Regions from separate parts of the Homo sapiens genome. Here all the other regions are linked to region 3. Evidence: read pairs that join two places in POLR2A ChIA-PET (ENCODE). Cell type or tissue: MCF 10A. All regions are shown on one strand. Each heading gives the region's core, and the rest is flanking DNA. Links, peaks and the distances in the headings are about the cores only.

Region 1 (5,986 bases), core at 294-5,293, 87 kb after region 3:
ATTATCTCATTTAATATTTGCATTAACACGATGAGGTGAACATACATCACCATTTTACAGATCAGTAAACTAAGCCCTGGAAAGGTTAAGGGACTTGCCGAAGGCCGCACAGTTAGAAAGTGGCAACAGATGAGAGCTAAACCAAACCTTCCTGAGTCCATCTCTTAACCATCCATGCCATTCTGCGTCAGTGAATACAAAGCGATCATAATTGGCACAGCAGGGCACGACTGTTAAAACACCTATTTTCTGATATGAAAGTTTATTTTCCCTAGAAGAACCTAAAAAGTAAATCATTAGTGGCTGCAGACAAAGTGGTAAATAATACACCCATTGTTACAGATGAGAAAACTACGTCCCAGAAAGGTTACAGGACAAGAGTAATTAGAATATGTGTTTCTCAGGGCAGTGGCCTCCCCACAGCTTGATACTGGCCTCCATGTTGCCCATCCTGATCTCTGGGGTCTGCAAATTCCCTGTAAGAGTCTTGTACAGCCTTAGGCACCCATTGGGTAGTCAACAAATGCTAACTGGCTTGACAACTGCATTAAAATACGATGTCCCCAAGATCCCCTCTTCCTTTTATTTTAGTAAACCATTAATTCGATCTGTATTTAGCAAGCATAGGCAGAGTTCTTACATTGTAATAGTTTGGTGCAGGAGTTTCAAACTTGAGAGCTTTCATAAAGCTTGGCAACTGGAACATGCTGGAACACGAATTACTAAAGTCTCTCTTGGAAATAAAATCCGATGGGATAGTGTATGCATTCGCTGCAGGGTATTTAGAAATGATGGTGTCCAATCGGGCGCACTGTAAGGAGACAACCAAAGGAATCAGCATTGTCACATAATATTGTGGATCTGAAGGACAGATGTCAAAAAGATGGTGACCAGCACAAGGTCTAAATGCATTTTATAAAAGGCGAAACTCTGGCAGTAACAATGATAAACTGACCTCAGGCTTTGAGGATCTTCCCTTGGAAAACGCAAGTTCAGACCTGTACTCGCTTCTGTAAACTAACTCAAATTATTCATCTTCTGTTTGGGACTTGGCAAAAATGATTTTGCCATAAATGCATTTCCACCCAATCCTGTTCCAGGCCACTTACCCTTGACTCATCAGCTGTTGGGTAATTTATGTGATAGGAAGCTTTAGATGCTCTTCTCAGCCTAGGCTTTTCTTCTGAGTAAAATCTCACATCTTGTTTCTAAGGTTAAATGATCTGAACTGCCTAAGCAACGAGTTTGCTTCAAACAAAGCTCCAGGGGGCTTGTTGTCCATCTGTGCCTCCTACCCTCCACCAAATTACTGTTTTCATCAAATCCTACAGTATTTTCACGGTTTAACAGAACCAATCCCACCCTTTCAGGAAGCCACGATAAATTATCTTCAGTTAAAAAACAAACAGAATCAATGTTTGTCAAAAGAACAGGGACAAAAGTCACAGAAACTCAGTGATAACATCACTTTCCCCTAAGATAGCATGGCAAGTATTGGAGTCTGATAAAACAAAAAATTTCCCACTATTTAATGGTCAAAAGCTTGAGAACATTGCCCTGGATTTTCTCACTTGATAGGAATCAATAACTACACAAACACAGAAAGTGGGTGAGCCAAAAGGAAGGCATTAGGGCCCCCCTACTTCACTCTGTGCTTGGTGGTGACGGTCCTCAGCGTCTGGTTTATGGACCCCCACTAGCATTTGGGGGGGTGTAGCACCAGAAGCGGGAGTGTTCTTGTCCAGAGCCTAAGTTGTTCAGAGCCTAACCTGGGTTCAAGCCCCAGCTCAACCCCAGCCTCTTCAGTAATGGGAAGTTAACTCCAACGCTGATCTGTTCCTTGAGTATCCAACTCTGCCAAACTCGAATTCTAATAAGAAGTGGCTACATGCAGTGTGTAAGGATTTGCTGATGCTCCTAGAAGTAAGGTCACCCCAGCTTTGAACGTGCTTCATCTTTTTCATTCTGGCCAAGAGTTAACCAATACCTTTGGTGGGTTTTTGTGTTGAATCCTCAGGACAACCCTGAGCAGTGGATCTTATGATTATCTCTACTTTACAGATGAGGAAGCTGAACTTCCCCAGCTAATTCAGGCGGAGGACCAGCATTCCTACCCAAGCAGTCAGCCTCCACTACATGACATGGATCAGAGAGCCCATTCTAAAGGGGAAAGGGTTGAGCGACATGGCTCTGGGATAACAGCAAGCCCATTCAATCATAGACTCTTTTTTGGTTTAGAACACCTACAACTTACATTTTGAAAATGAAAAAACTTCTTCCCAAAAAAGTCCCAGTAGAGGCAATGTTTTATAAAGTATCGTAATAGAATTAGTCTCAGAATGTGGCTACAGTAACACTCACTCACCAACACTACACACCCCTTGGTTTACTTGCCAGGCCTGTGGCCTCCAATCTGGCCAAATGCCGGCATTTATGAACTTCTCTCCAGCACCTACTAACTTTTCTAGAGCCACTCCTGCCAGCATGCAAATACAGAGAGGCCATCAAACTCTCCACCCACCTGCCTCATACACTTCTCCTAGTCAGTCCTGTGGAAGATTCTGGAGCAAAGATTTGGAATATACTAATAAAGCTCTTTATATCATTCAGACTTAGAGAGATGACAGGTCTCTCAAAAGGTTGGGTGTAGTTGTTTCAACAGTCATGAGGAAGTTTCTAAAATTTATAGACCCACAGAGTTTTTTGGTCAGCCTCACCCATAATCACATTCCTACTGGTCATTCTGATCTTTCTCTGATGAGAGCTACTTTTAATTCCCTCTAAGTCTTGGGATGCAGAAGCGGAGGAGGTGCTAAAGGTGAAAGTTACTGAAAGAGGCGGTGGGGTGGGGGATATGAAATTCTCATCCAGTTCACACGGGAATGAGGTAAAACGCAGAGATCTCCTAATAGATCGCCATCGACCACTTCAGGCACCCATCCCCAGGTACAGGACCTTAAGTGCTTATACCTGAGTGTAACATAACTATAAATACAAATTCCCATATTTGTGAAAGGGAGGAGAGGGGGAAGCCTGAGCAGCTCAAAGTCTGCCTTCTTTAGGGTTTGGTTCTGAATTTTTTAAAGGCCTGAAAGGCGTGGCTAGGTTCTGTAACACTCAGCTCTTGCCTTGGGCCCCTTCTCCTCCAGATAGTCAGGCTTTTCATTTGGAAAGTTACCGCACGCAAAGCCTTGTAGACAACCAATCGTGTCCTCTGATTCAGTCTCTTTGTTGGCACCAAGAAGGAATGGGCAGTGCCATTATTTAGCAAAGAAGTTCTCGGAGAGAAAACCTAGGTGTTGCAGGAAGTATTGTTTGTGACTCAGGTGGTAACAATCATAATATTTAGCATGTTTATAATGCTTTGCTGTTTCAAAGAGCATTTCACTCATTGCAACGTTAATTTGCCCAGTGCCTCCAGGGAGTCTCCACTTTCATGAGGCAACTGGGACACAGAAGGGTGACGTGCTTGAGGTCACGTCAAGAATCCACAGCTGAGGCAGGATCAGGTCTGAAGTCTTGTCTTCTACACCAGGACTTCATGAGACGGCACTTCTTTTGAGCTTCTTTCCTAGCAGAGCTGGTGGCAGAAAAATAGGTAGAGGCATGGCTGTTCTGTGGACCTACTGAGGCCATGTACAAACTCAGCTTCTTCGGTAATGGGGAGTTAACTCCAAAGCTGGTCTGTTCCTTGAGTATCCGATTCTGCCAAATTCGAATTCCAATAAGATGTAGCTACATTTAGTGTGTCTTAAATGGTCCCTTTGTGTGGTTAAAAAAAAAAATCAATTCCAATGTCAGGCATCATAATACATCTGTGCAAGAAATTATTATAACTTTTAAAGGGACAAGATGGCATATGTTTGTTAATTTAATGTTAGAGTCTGGGCTTGCTTTCTTTTCACTTTTTTTTTTTTTGGACAGAGTCTGCCTCTGTCACCCAGGCTGGAGTGTGATGGTGAAATCATAGTTCACTGCAGCCTCAACCTCCTGGGCTCAAGTGATCCTCCCACCTCAGCCTCCCGAGTAGCTGGGACTATCGACACACATCACCACTCCTGGCTAATTTTTAAATTATTTTGTAGAGATGGGGTCTCACTATGTTGCCCGAGCTGGTCTTGAACTCCTGGGCTTAAGTGATCTTCCCGCATTGGCCTTCCGAAATGCTGGCATTATAGGCATGAGCCACCGTGCCTGTCCACTTTTCACTTTTCTTCCTCAGGTAGCCTTACCCTAGTTTGTATCTTTCCCCTTGCTGTATCTGTTTTTCTTGACCATTTATCTATTTTGCTGTATCTATTTTTCTTGACAATGTATAAACATTTTTAAGAAGCCTATCTTTGCCCAACTCTGGTCAGGGTCATTGGCAATTCATATAGCTACTTGATTGTTACAGCCCTCAACAAAAATTAAGTCCCATATCTTACGAAGAGAAGGAAAGGGGTGGGGCCAGTACTTTTCAGGCCCACTGCCGGCTTTCTTTTTAGTCCTATCAGATTTCTCAATAGTTTGACAACCAATTAGATTAAGCATTGTAAAAATCATATTACACCAAGATGTGTAAGAGTAACTATTTCCTGGCATGCCTAAACATCTCAGGAAAATACTTGCTTAGTGCACTCAGTGATAACAAAATTGGTTTGGAAGGATCAAGTTCTCAAGATTCCTCTGGCTTCTCTTCCCACCCTGGCAGTGGGTAGAGATGGGAAAAAGTTACTTAGAGACACAGGGTCCAATTTACTTGCATGAAATTTGAGGAGGCAGTTACTCTCCTAATTAGAACCATAGGCCTTTGGAGAGAAAGGACCAGATGTCCAATATATAATTATGCAATGAATGAAGGAAATTACTGACCAGTTAATGCTTTACTCAAGAGAAGTGGTTCTCACCATTGAGGGAAACATGCAAGTTCCTTTCTTGGACAATGAGACACTGTTGGACACCGGTGACTGGTGAATAACATTGTAGAACCCAGGTCCTGGGATATCATTCTGAAAGGGAAGAGAAGGTGGTGTCATCGAGATACTTCAATTCCATTGTGCTTTTCCACAGGCTTTACATCCATTAACACTAAGCCTTACTGTAATCCCACAGCACAGGCGCTACCACCACTTGGTGGGTGACAGCCTAGCTCCACCATTTCCTGACTTGCCCGATCTTCGTCTCAGTTACCAAGTGGTGGGGCTGGAATTCCAAGCCAGGCTAGACTCCCAAAGCCCTTGCTCTTTCCACTATGCCCTGCCGCATTCCAAAAGAACACAGTTGTTTTTTCAAGTCATTAGAGAAATGGGCCTAAAGTGGGACACTGAATGCGGCTGATGTGCAAGTCAGTGTGCAGTGATTGGGTAAGCCAGACCCACGGCAAGGGAAGGGTGAGCGATTTCATGTTCACCCCACCCCACCTGACTCAGCTTCCTCCTCAGCCTTTCAGAAGAGAAACCAGGGAGTGTTTCTGTTTATAAAGCAAAATGAAACAAAAACAACCTTCAACCCAAACCAGGCCATTTCTAACTCTCAGACAAAAAGAGGCAAGCTCTTGAGGCTCAAGTGCTGAATGATGCAGGCATGTGAGAGAGGAATAAGTGAGAGGTCACTTCCAAGTTCATTTCTGCTGCGGGAGCTCATCGGGCTTTCATTGCATTTCCCATGCTAGTTACCAGGGGGAAGTAAATGTTGACAGAAGTTGGCTGAGTGGTGTGAAATGCTAAGGATGCTCCACTGTGGCAAGAGGTTCCTGGGTACCTGCTTGGTGTCAGAAGCTTTTCAAAGTTGGTCTCATTTTCACCATCAGCCAGTGATGAAGGGATTACTGTCCCCCGTTGATAAATGGAGACACTAAGGCACGTGGAGATGAATTTGCCCAAGGTCCCGCTGCTGTAAGTGGCAGTACCTGACTTCAGTGCCAAGCGCACGGTGTGTGCTGTCTTGTTTACTCCTCACAACAAGCCTTTTACAGTGAGGTATGATCAGGGCTACTTTAAGGAAA
Region 2 (5,986 bases), core at 314-5,313, 58 kb before region 3:
ACCAGGCCCCACCTCCAACACTGGGAATTACAATTTGCATGCAATTTGGGACCAGATCCAAACCATGTCACTCAGTTCCTTAACTATTAAGACAAAACACCAAAATGTGAAGTGTAGTTATTTCTTGGGTGGAATCATTGGAGATTCTTTCTCACCCCCTTGTGTTTTCGTATGTTTGCCACCCTATGTGCTGATTTTGTTTTGTTATTTGAAAAAGCAAAAGAAATGTTATTTAAAAGGACAAAAAGAATCCCCTCTGTGGGAGGCTGACTCACACCTCCCACAGTTATACAGTGAGGAGTGCTCTCCTCTGCAGGAACACGCCAGTGAAAAACGTCGGAGCTGCCAGTCCTTTGTCCTCATCTGCAAACCCATGATGCCTTGTGTGTGGTTTAAGGCAGAGGTTTCTAAAATTCTTAGTCTCTGGACCACTTTACACTCTTAAAAGTCACTGAGTGACCAGGCACAGTGGCTCACACCTGCAATCCCAGCAATTTGGGAGGCTGAGGCGGGAGAATCACTTGAGCCCAGGAGTCTGAGATCAGTCTGGGCAATATAGTGAGACCTCATCTCTATAAAAAATTAAAAAATTAGCCGGGCATGGTGGCAAGTAGCTGGGACTCCAGCTACTCAGGAGGCTGAGGTGGGAGGATTGCTTGAGTCCAGGAAGTTGAGGCTGCTGTGAACTGTGATCAGGCCACTGCACTCCAGCCTGGGTAACAGAGTGAGACCCTATCTCAAAAAAAAAAAAAAAAAAAGAAGATAAAAGTCATTGAAAGTTTTGTTATATTTATTGCTAATTGTCATACTAGAAATTGAAACTGGGAAATTTTAATTAATTAATTAGTTCATTTATTGAAAGTAGTAATTCATTTATTTAAAGTAGTAGTTCTCAACCAGGGATAGTTTTATCTCCCAGGGGACACTTGACGAGGCTGGAAGCCATTTTTGTTTGTTACAGCTGGAGATGGGGCATGCTACCGGCGTCTAGTGTGTAGTGAGGCCAGAGATGCTGCTCAGCATCCGAGATGCATCCTACCATACACAGATGCACCCCCCAATAAACAGAATTATCTGGCCCAAATGTCAATAGTGCCAAGGTTGAGAAACTGATTTAAAGCGAGGATAATAAATTCATCACATGTTAACACAAAACATAGTTTTATAAGAAATGACACAATTTTCCAAATTAAAACCAATTAAAGGAGTGGCATCGTTTTGTATTTTTGCAGGTCTCTTTAATGATTGGCTTCACAGGAGACAGCTGGATTCTTTTTTTTTCTTTTTTCTTTTTTTCTTTTTTTTTAACCAGAGTCTCACTCTGTCACCCAGGCTGGAGTGCAGTGGCACAATCTCGGCTCACTGCAACCTCTGCCTCCCGGGTTCAAGCCATTCTCATGCCTCAGCTTCCTGCATTGCTGGGATTATAGGCATGTGCCACGATCTCTGGCTAATTTTTTTCTATTTTTAGTAGAGATGGGGTTTCGCCATGTTGGCCAGGCTGGTATCGAGCTCCTGGCTTCCAGTGATCTGCCTGCCTCAGCCTCCCAAAGTGCTGGGATTACAGGTGTGAGCCACCACGCAGGATTATTGTATCTACTTCTGCATTCAATCTGTTGCAATGTCACATGTCACAGAGCTCCCGGAAAACTCCATTAAATATTTGTGAGTGAATGAGAGTGATAAAGACATCATCTCAGGATGATTATAATGGTTTTGATCTTGTGGCCCCCCTCCAAGGGTCTTTGGTAAAAGGTGAAAGATTCAAAGGCACTTCGGGATGCCCAAGGGTCCACAGACCACCTTTTGAGAACTGCAGCTGTAGGAAGATCTTCCCAGATGATTTCCAGAAACAATTAGTGTGTTTTGGATGTGAACACATCTGGCTCTGCCATCCTGGGAGGGCAGTCGGGAGAGGGACTGGGGAAAAACCCACTGAGCCAGCCCCGCAGACCCCACTCCTCCCTTCTCCTCAATGCTGTCAGCTGCTAGACAGTCAGTCATGGTAATTTCTAATGACAGATCTCACGTTTCACCTTGGGGGCAGAAAACAAGAGGCTGGACGAGTGGGAAGAAAAGAAAAGAGGAGAAAAAGTCAGGGGAGGTGGGCTTCCCTGGCTGCTTCTGAGAGGGAGGAAGGGGTGCTCGCTGCTGGCCCGGGGTCCCTGTGGGGTGTGGGTGTGTGTGGAGGGCCCACGCCTCGCCTTGCCCATGAGCCCAGCCCTGGGAACAGCAATCGAGGTGGCCCGCCTGTCTCTGAGTCACCCACCTGAGTTTCACAGGATGTGATAGGCTAATTTTGACAAGGAGAGGGGGAGCCCCAGCCTTTGAGGCCCAGGAAGGGTGAGCCAGGCTGAGGCCAGTGTCTCAACCCTTGTCTCTGAAAGGAGCAGTGGATCCAGGTCAGGAAGCCCACCAGCTTTCCCCCGACCCTACACTGCCACCGAGGCGGGCCCTTCACATTCCTAGGGTGGAGGGGATGGAGGCTTCCAGCCGCCACACTTCTAGGAGCTGGGGAGACAGCAGCACAGAGGGCATTTATGGAATACTTGCATTTATGGAACGCATGCAGGCTCTGAGCTCATTCTTTGTTGTGACTGCTGCCTTTAACCCTCACAATAACTGGTGCTTTGGGAACTGTTATTATTTCCACTTTACCCATGAGGACGACACGGCCCAGGGAGGAAAGAACTCGTCCAAGTTCCATGCCAGGGAGATGCGGAGCTGGGATTTGATCAAGGTTTGTTTGGCTCTGAAGCCCAGATTCTTAACCTCTGCCCTACAAGTTGTGCCAAATTACTCATGTACTCATGTGCTCAGGCACTTACTCACATACCTGATTATGGAGGGCCCACTCTGAGCCCTGTGCTAGATGCCAGAGATACAGACAATAAAACACACTCCCTGTCCTCCTCAAAGCTCTCGGTCTACCAGGTGGGAGGCACGGGGAGTGTAGCATTGAGCAAGCGGACACGCTATTGGAATCGATTGTGCCAAGTGCTGTGATGGGGTAAGCAGAGTGTGAGGAAGCCAGAAGAGGCTCTGGTTGTAGGATGGGGAGAGGGAAGCTAGGGTGGCTTCCTGGAGGAGGTGATGTATAAACTACTGACAAGTAGGGACCCCCAAGCCAGGGGGAAGAGGAGCATCTTGGGGTCACATACCACATGCCCTTGCTCCCACTTTTGACTTGTTGCTGGGACACTACTTCCTAGCCCAGGAGGAGTTCCAGGATTTCTGTTGCAAGCCCCCAGCCCCTATTTACCTTCTGTTTCTGGGGCGAGAACCAGATGGGACCCTCGCCAGGAGAATACCAGCAGCCCCTTCCCCTGTAGGAAAGGTGGGGACAGCAGTGTTGGATGGGGTCTCAGGGTGGCTGCCAGGCCCCAGGGGCAGGAAGCCAAGTCATCTTTTTGAGTAGATATTTGCACATGAAGCACTCTTGCCGGGCACTAACCTAGGTGCTGCACATAAAGTATGTCATTGGAATTTTACTATCCTGGGAGGATGAATTTCTTAAAATATGAAAGCCCTTTCACTAAAGACCTTATATCATTTCAACCTCACGTACTTCGAGACTAATATCGACAAAGGTGGTTCGTGTGTTTGTTCACCTGCCAAAGTGGTGCAACCCTATAGCTATGGTGTGAAGAGATTACAATTTTCTTGGTCTGCCTGCTATGAAATTATGCAGGTTTCGATAAATCATTCATTTACTGAGGGAGAGTGTTCATGATTTCACATTTTATGGGATGCTTTACTGATATGTCTTCATATCACACAACCTCCTTCTTGGTACTATCACTACCCCATTTTGCAGATGAGGAAACCGAGGCTCAGAGAGGTTAAGGAACTAGCCTGAAGTCACACAGCTGGTATTGGAACTCCAATACTTCAGGAGAATTGGAATTAGAACTCAGGCAGCCTGACGTCAGAGCCCAGCCTCCCAATTTCTACCCTGCTCCTCTTGTGCTAGAAAAATCCCTGAATCTAGAAAAATCCCTGAATCTGAGAAAGCCTCTTTCCTTCAGCCTGTCTGAGCCTCAGCTACTCCAACTCTTAGATTGCCCTTTCAACCTTTGAACTCTCCCATGAGAATGCAGCGGTGGGAGAGAGAGTGAGATGTCTGGAGTTTGTGCTTAAGGGTTTCTCATGTGACTCAGGGGCTGAGCCCCAAAAGAAACTCATCCCCAGCATGGCTGGGTGAGCCTTCTTTGTCCCCGCTTTCTCCAAACAAGGCTACGAATGTGGAGTGAGAGGCGTTGCAGGAAAGGGTGCCAGTTGTGGGGTGGCGGGGGGCTAGAAAAAAGAGATCTTAAATGATCAACAGGAGGGAACTGATAATTTCTTTTTTTTTTTGAGTTGGAGTTTCGTTCTTGTTACCCAGGCTAGAGTGCAATGGCGCCATCTCGGCTCACTGTAATCTCCGCCTCCTGGGTTCAAGCAATTCTCTTGTCTCAGCCTCCCAAGTAGCTGGGATTCCAGACACCCACCACCACGCCCAGCTAATCTTTTGTATTTTTAGTAGAGACGGGTTTTCACCATGTTGGCCAGGCTGGTCTCCAACGCCTGACCTCAAGTGATCCGCCCACCTTGGCCTCCCAAAGTGCTGGGATTACAGGCATGAGCCACCACACCCAGCTGAGGGGAGTGATTTCGTATTGCTTCAGAATAATTTCTCCCCTATTCCAAAAGCAATAAAGAAAATGTAGGAACTCCTAGTAAACCCAAAGAAGAAAGTTTAAAAACCTACAACCCCATCACTCATGCATAAACATGGTGAGTATCTTGGGTGTGATTTCTTTTAGGCTTTTGTCTATGCATCGTTCAATATACATGTTTATATTTATACTAATAAATGTATTCATAGAATTTTATTATTGCCAAGATAATACGTGTTCACTGTAGTATATTTAGAAAGTAGAAATGGACTGGACACGGTGGCTCACTCCTGTAATGCCAGCACTTTGGGAGGCTGAAGTGGATGGATCCCAAGGTCAAGAGATTGAGACCATCCTGGCCAACATGGTGAAACCCCGTCTCTACTAAAAATACAAAAATCAGCTGGGCATGGTGGTGGATGCGTTGGGAGGCTGAGGCAGGAGAATTACTTGAACGCGGGAGGCGGAGGTTGTAGTGAGCTGAGATCGTGTCACTGCACTCCAGCCTGGTGACAGAGCACGACTCTGTCTCAAAAAAAAGAAAAAAGTAGAAATGAACAAAAACAGAAAATAAAAAATTATAATTGCAGATATTCTGGCTTTATAGGATTTTCTCATTTTTACAGTGAATTTTAGTATAATGAATATAGTATAATGAATAAAAATCATCGTGTTTGTCCTGGCTGTTAAAGTTTTCAGTTTGTAGGCTGACTTACTGAAATCATATCTGCAAATGACAGAATTTAAAGATAAAGCAAAGTTCTGGACTTTAGCCTCTTTTAGGTCACAGACCCTCTGAGAATCGGACAAGAGCCGAAGACGCACAAAAGATGCACAGAGAAACATCTTCCTAAGATGTCAGGAGGCCACAGATTCTCTCTAGCCTCTGCATAGGAGTCATGACCACAGTTTAACACTCTCCATGCTTCATGAATTATCAGATGAAGAGGGGCCTTGGATTCCCCTGGACTGAAGAGGAGGGTCACATCCAAAGCCCAGACCTTCCTTTTTTTAATCTGAATATTTTTGTGTGGGTCATTTCAGCTTAGTTAGCAGTTTCGAAAGGGATCTGTACGGGTTTAGTATTTAATTTCTTGAAAAAGTAAACTATTTTTACTTTGTTTTGTTTTAAAATGTTTAAGTTTTTAAATTTATGTAATTCCAAACTTACAGAAAAGTAACATGAACAATACAAGGAACACCTATATTCCCTGTTTTGTTAATTACAAAATAATATTAACAATGATGATGATGATTAAAATATATGCCCATTGTAACATATCAAATGATGCTGAAGTGTGTGAAGAAAAAGTTAATAGTCTCCCATA
Region 3 (5,986 bases), core at 348-5,347:
GGGCTGAATTTCTTCACCCCTCCCCACCCCAGATGTTGAGATTTGGGAGAGCAAGGAGCTCTGTCTAGCTCATATCCTTGTCCCCGCTGCCCAGCATAGGACCCGGCATAAGTACACTAACCGTAAAAGCATGGTTAAAAGTGACCTACTCCACTTTCAGCCACTAGCTGATGACGATGTGCTGGTGTCCCACACCTTCCATTCCAGGATTCCTTCAGGTTCCCTCAATACACTTCCCACTACACCTCTGTGCCTTGGCCATGCTGTTCCTTCCACCTGGAATGCTCTCTCTACCTCGGCTGCTCAGAGAATCCAGAGTCTTTTCAAGTTCAGTTCAATGTCCCTTCCTCTAGAAAGCCTTCTCCCTCCTTTGCCCCAGAGCTAAATCACTTCTTCTTTTGCGTTGTCTCCGCACTTCACACCTGCCTGGGGGTTTGCTAAGCTGTACTGCAATGAGTTTTCCTGTCTGTCCCAGGTGGCTCTTTGAAGCTGGGACATGACAGACCACCTCTACGTCCCCAGGACCAAATACAGTGATTTTAAAGCATGTTTAGTTGTGGAACTCTCTCTTCAAAAGCAAAATCTATACGTATCTCAAAATAAAACAGATATAAGAAAGCAGTTCTTGGCAGAATGGGGAAGGGGACTGGGGGCAGCCCCACCTGTGTGAGCATCTCAGACCCACCAGGGACGCTGTCTCAGAGCTTCTAGGCCTCAAACACAGTGTGAAAACCCCTGACTCAGCACAACATCTGGAATAAGGTCGCTGCTCAACAAATTCTTTTTAAATGATTTGAAGGCCAAACACTTTCAGGACCCAAATAATGAATTTCTTAGAGTGGAATTTCAGACACCTTGCCTGGAAGAAGAGACACACTGGGGCTTTGGCTCAGGAGTCAGGGGTTCAAGCCTCAGCCCGGTTGCTCCCTGGCAGGACAGGGACCTCACCTCTCTGGACTTAATTTTTTTCATACATAAAATGAGAAGAAAAGTAACACTTACAGGTGTAAGGGCTACTGGCTGTGGTTATTTCTAGGCACTGGGGCTCTCTGCCCCTCTCTTTTCCTTAAATCACATCATTCATGTCCTACTGAAAAAAGACCCACTGGCCGGGCGCGGTGGCTGATGCCTGTAATCCCAGCACTTTGGGAGGCTAAGGCGGGCAGATCATGAGATCAGGAGTTTGAGACTAGCCTGGCCAACATAATGAAACGCTGTCTCTACTGAAAATACAAAAAAATTAGTCCAGCATGGTGGTGCGCACCTGCAGTCCCAGCTACTCGGGAGGCTGAGGCAGGAGAATTGCTTGAACCCGGGAGGCGGAGATTGCAGCGAGCCAAGATTGCGCCACTGCACTCCAGCTTGGGCGACAGAGCGAGACTTCATCTCAAAAAAAAAAAAAAAAAAAAAGAAAAAAAAAGACGCACTGCAGTCAGAGTGTAGGCCAGTCTGGTATAACGATTTGAGCATGGGTCTTGGCGCCAGATCCTGGCTCTGGTCTCTGAGCCTCAGTTTGCTCATCTGCCAAATGGGGATAATAACAGTAGCTCGTGGGGTAGAGAAGGCTTGTAATGTAGAAGTTAAGTGTGTGCACAGGTCCAGTTGCCCTGCTTTGAGACCTGGCTCCCTCATTTTCTAGCCCTGTGACCTTGAGCAGATTACTTCACTCTATGTGCCTTGGTTTCTCCAGCTGTAAAAAGGGAGAAATAATAGTACTCCCCTCATAGGCGTGGATAGTCATAGACGTGAAATGCTTAAAACAGTGCCTGGCACATAGTAACTGCTACATATGTGTACCCAACTGATACCATCCCATGGGGCTGTTGTGAGGATTAAATTAGAATATAAATAAAACGTGTCCAGCCTAGGGCCTGGTATACGGTAAGAACTCAATTCAGAGGAGCTGTTATTTAATATGACTTTGGCTCAAATTCAGCATGTTACATATGTGCTCCTAGGGTGGGAGGAGGGAAAAAAACCTGGGCAGAAATTCTAGGCCTTGCAATCTCACTCTGCGATCTCCTGTGAAAGGGGCCGCAGCAGCTTCTGCATTTGGGTGGGTGCGCCACGGTGCAGTTCTGGGTGTGTCCTGCTGCCTGACTCAGACACAAGTGCCCTCTCCCACCTGTCCCCCACCCATCTCCCACAGCACCCTGTGCCTGCCCATCCATGTGGTGATTAGGCCTGACCCCGAAAGCAGCAAGATTCTATCACTGCCCCAGGGCCAGGGGTGGCAGGAGGGGTTATAATTATGGGTTTCATCGAAATTGTGGAAATGGCAAACGCTGCTTTCTGCGGCTCCTCTAAGGGCCCTGCTGGGGCCCTCCCCAAACCCTCCCACCTGGGTGCCCCCAGAAGCCGGCACTCCCAGTCCATGGCAACCTACAGTTACAGACAACTTATTACAAGTGTGCTAAGCGTTTTATGTGAAGAATCTCATTTAATCCTCACAAACGGTATTATTTCCCCCATCTTACAGGTGAGACTCAGGAAGGCAAAGTGACTCACCCTAAAGTATGCGGCCAAGACAGTCTCCAAGGACTTTCTGGCTCTTTGGCCCGTGATCTTAACCTCTACCTGAGTTTGTATCAAATATGGCACCAAAATGTGGTTGTAGTCCTACAGTTAGGGAACTGGGCCCCGAGTTTGGCCATGGCTCTCACCCTGTGCGATCTGGGCAGTCACGTCACCTCTCTGAGCCTAGGTTTCCTCTTGAGTTTAGCATGAGGGCCGGAGGAGGAAACGTGTGTGTCTATTAATGCCTGGGATGGATAAGGCTCCATAAGGGTCAGCTACCATATTCTTTTGCTGTTGTTGGTACTGTTAGGCTTTATTGGTGGAGTGATGAAATCACCGTCTACACAGACACAAACATCAGGGCATTGGGAAACCTCTTCGTACTGGATGTGCCACAGGCGAGATTTGATCATACATTCTCCAATTTCTTCCAGATCCTGAGTCATGAAAAGGTGGGCTGAGTCATGCCTGGGGCTTCCATTTTGCTTATACTGAGCCATTACGTTGTGAAATCTTTAGTAAGTAGCAGGAGCTTTAATGGAAAGCAAATTAAACTCATCCCCCAGTTTGCTGGGGGTGTGGAAGCCCGTCCGGGAAGCTCATAGTGATCATAGCATGGAGCCTGGAGCTCTTGGAAGGAAAGGGGTTTGAGAAGTCCTAGGTCTTCCTCCCCGCCTTTCCTTTTTCTTTTTAATAATGTGTTTTCTTCAGCCTGTGATAAATGACTGGGAGTGGAAGATGCCCAGTAGGGGGAGGGAAAGGGAGGGATGTTGTTTACTTATCTGGGAGCACATCGCCAAGACAAAGCTTGGAGTTCTAATACTCTCCAGTGCGTGACCCACTTCCCTCTGTGGCCCAGAGCAAGTATCGCCCTGATTTGCTGGTGACTCTGCAATAATCACCTCCCTCAAACTTCCACACCTCTCCCAGCAAGGCAGGAAGGAAACACCACGCCTGGCCTTGGGCAATCCCAGGGACCAGCCAGGATTCCATTAACCCCAGAAGTGAACCCTGGATTCCATTGGTCAGGCCCCACCCCCCAACTTCGTTGGGCTTCCTTGGGTAATTTATGAGCTTCTCCACTTTGGCTGTTATTATTCGCCTCTTGTTAATGAGCAGGCTTAGGGCATTCAGGATTTCCTTAGTCAGTGATTCCTCCTTCTGGAGTAGTCTGTCTTTGGACTTTTATAGGTCGTTAACAGCCTTGCAAAGTCTGACACTGTACCAGGCAACTGGGTTTCTTTACTGGAAAGGAAAAGGGGGAGGCTGAGGGACGGATGGAAGCTACTTCAGGTCAAGGGGGGCTCTTGCTCACCACAGGACATAAGCTCACCATTTTCTGTCCCAAGGGGACAAACACGACACACGCGGCTACAGGGGACTGAGGAGATTTTGTATCTGCATTCATTTTAAAATGGAGAGACCTGGAAATTGGCCTCCAAAGACAGCAAAGTAATGTTTCATTCACTGCTCTTGGGGGCTTCCTATTTTCTGAGGTAAATGTGTGCAGTTGCTTTCCTGGAAGGCACTTTTTCCTCAGCCTCAAGGCCTCTCCAGCTGAGGTGGCTGAGGGAAGGCCTGGAGTGAGGGGATAAAGTCACGGTTGACAACAACACCCTTCTTTTCATTCCTCAGCACTTGACACACTGGCACGCTTAATAAAACAGGTGGCAGGCATGGTGGGACCAAAGTGCTGATTCAGCCATGCCACTTGCCTTTCATCTTGGGCTTGGACTGTCGAACAGACATGCTTAACAAGAAGAGGTGGAGGAGTTTATCCCCTTAATAAGCCACCCTGAAGTCACTGTGCGGAATCATGTTCATCTCTCAGGATGCTGCGGGGGAATCATTTCTAGTTACAGAGTCTTAATAATTTGCCCAGTGGGCTTAAGAACTATTGATACATTCATTAATAACAACAAAATCTATTGATACATTTTTTGGAAAAAAGCAAGCTTAGGCTGGGCGCGGTGGCTCACGCCTGTAATCCCAGCACTTTGGAAGGCCGAGCCGGGTGAATCATGAGGTCAGGAGTTCGAGATCAGCCTGGCCAACATGGTAAAACCCCGTCTCTACTAGAAATAAAAAAAATTAGCTGGCGTGGTGGTGGGTTCCTGTAATCCCAGCTACTCGGGAGGCTGAGGCAGGAGAATCGCTTGAACCCACGAGGCAGAGGTTGCAGTGAGCTGAGATCGCGCCACTGCACTCCAGCCTGGGTGACAGTGCGAGACTCCATCTCAAAAAAAAGAAAAAAGCAAGCTTATAAAACATAATATCTTGTCTGTGATTCCATTTTTGTGAAAAAAAATCTACTATGGAAAGAATAGGTTGGAAGGTTTTAAAATATCAGCATTGAATGGTGGAGTAATGTTTTTAAATTTTTAGTTATTTATTGCCTTTGGTAATTCTGAAAATTTTCTCCCACAAACATATATTACATTTGAAATAAATAATAAAAGTAAACCCCTGGATATTTCTGGTAAATCCAACCCCAGCTTAGCTTAAAATTGTCTCCCAGATTCAGACAAAAATATCTCAAGGTCAGTGGCTAATTTCTGCTTTTATGCCTTCTTCAATTCAGCCCTACCGTCCAGAAAGCCCAGGGAGTTGAAGCTAAAGAGAAATCATTAGGCTGGGTGCCGTGGCTCACACCTGTAATCCCAGCACTTTAGGAGGCCAAGGTGGGTGGATCACCTGAGGTCAGGAGTTCGAGACCAGCGTGGCCAACATGGTGAAACTCCGTCTCTACTAAATATACAAAAATTAGCCGGGGCCTGGTGGTGGGCGCCTGTAATCCCAGCTACTCGGGAGGCTGAGGCAGGAGAGTCGTTTGAACCCCAGAGGCGGAGGTTGCAGTGAATGAGATCGCGCCACTGCACTCCAGCCTGAGTGACAGGGCGAGACTCTGTTTCAAAACAATAAAGAGAAATCATTGTTCACCATATTTGTATTTGACTGTGTGGCCCTTTTTTCCCTCTAGATCTAGCTTCTCCTGTAATGAGAGCTGTCACAGAAGGGCACGGGGCCGGAGTGGCTGTCTTTCCACAGCCATAAAATGTTTGTTTTCCCCTTGCCTTGCTTTACCCTGAGAGGCTGGGTTTAGCAACACTGTACAGTTCTCAGAGCGGGGCTGTTTATCAAAATGTGCTGTTTAAACCCAGGTTAAGGCAACCAGGATTTTGAGTATGGAACCAGCCCTATGTCCCAGCCTGTCTGGTCTATGTCTGCTCCTCAGCAGGAGCCAGGAACAAGCAGGGCCCTGGGGGAAGCCTCTCTTTATGAGGCTTCTGCTACTGAATCTCTTCAGCTTCCTCAGCTGGAAGCCTGAAGCTAAGCCTAGACAGTCTTGGCATCACCTCACCTTGAGCAAGGGGAGGGGTTTATTTAAAAAAAAAAAAGCTCTAGAAGATCAGGAGGATGACAACAGGTCATTTGGGAGTAAAACACTTTTTAGTGATGAAGCCTGAAA

The links. Peaks named below come from ENCODE experiments on the same cell type or tissue, not always from the same donor. Only the 100,000 strongest peaks of a DNase experiment are listed, where the experiment ranks them.
Region 1: POLR2A ChIA-PET joins it to region 3 with 12 read pairs; 3 of 35 experiments call an interaction of 5 or more read pairs at or near these places.
Region 2: POLR2A ChIA-PET joins it to region 3 with 15 read pairs; 6 of 35 experiments call an interaction of 5 or more read pairs at or near these places.

Annotation. Positions count from the first base shown.
Region 1 is chr1:24,379,013-24,384,998 of GRCh38, forward strand. STPG1 (sperm tail PG-rich repeat containing 1) reads right to left here. Exons shown (of 9, transcript NM_001199013.2): 4 at 4,890-4,991; 5 at 641-811. Among named protein-coding and RNA genes, the nearest start is that of STPG1, 32 kb to the right of the region's middle. RefSeq lists an enhancer at 5,508-5,557. In MCF 10A, for the core only: no CTCF peak of the experiment used is centred there; DNase peaks (open chromatin) are centred at 1,069 and 3,219.
Region 2 is chr1:24,234,098-24,240,083 of GRCh38, forward strand. No RefSeq gene overlaps it. Among named protein-coding and RNA genes, the nearest start is that of LINC02800, 37 kb to the left of the region's middle. In MCF 10A, for the core only: no CTCF peak of the experiment used is centred there; DNase peaks (open chromatin) are centred at 2,314 and 2,884.
Region 3 is chr1:24,291,567-24,297,552 of GRCh38, forward strand. No RefSeq gene overlaps it. Among named protein-coding and RNA genes, the nearest start is that of GRHL3, 25 kb to the right of the region's middle. In MCF 10A, for the core only: a CTCF peak has its summit at 3,345; DNase peaks (open chromatin) are centred at 2,935 and 3,475.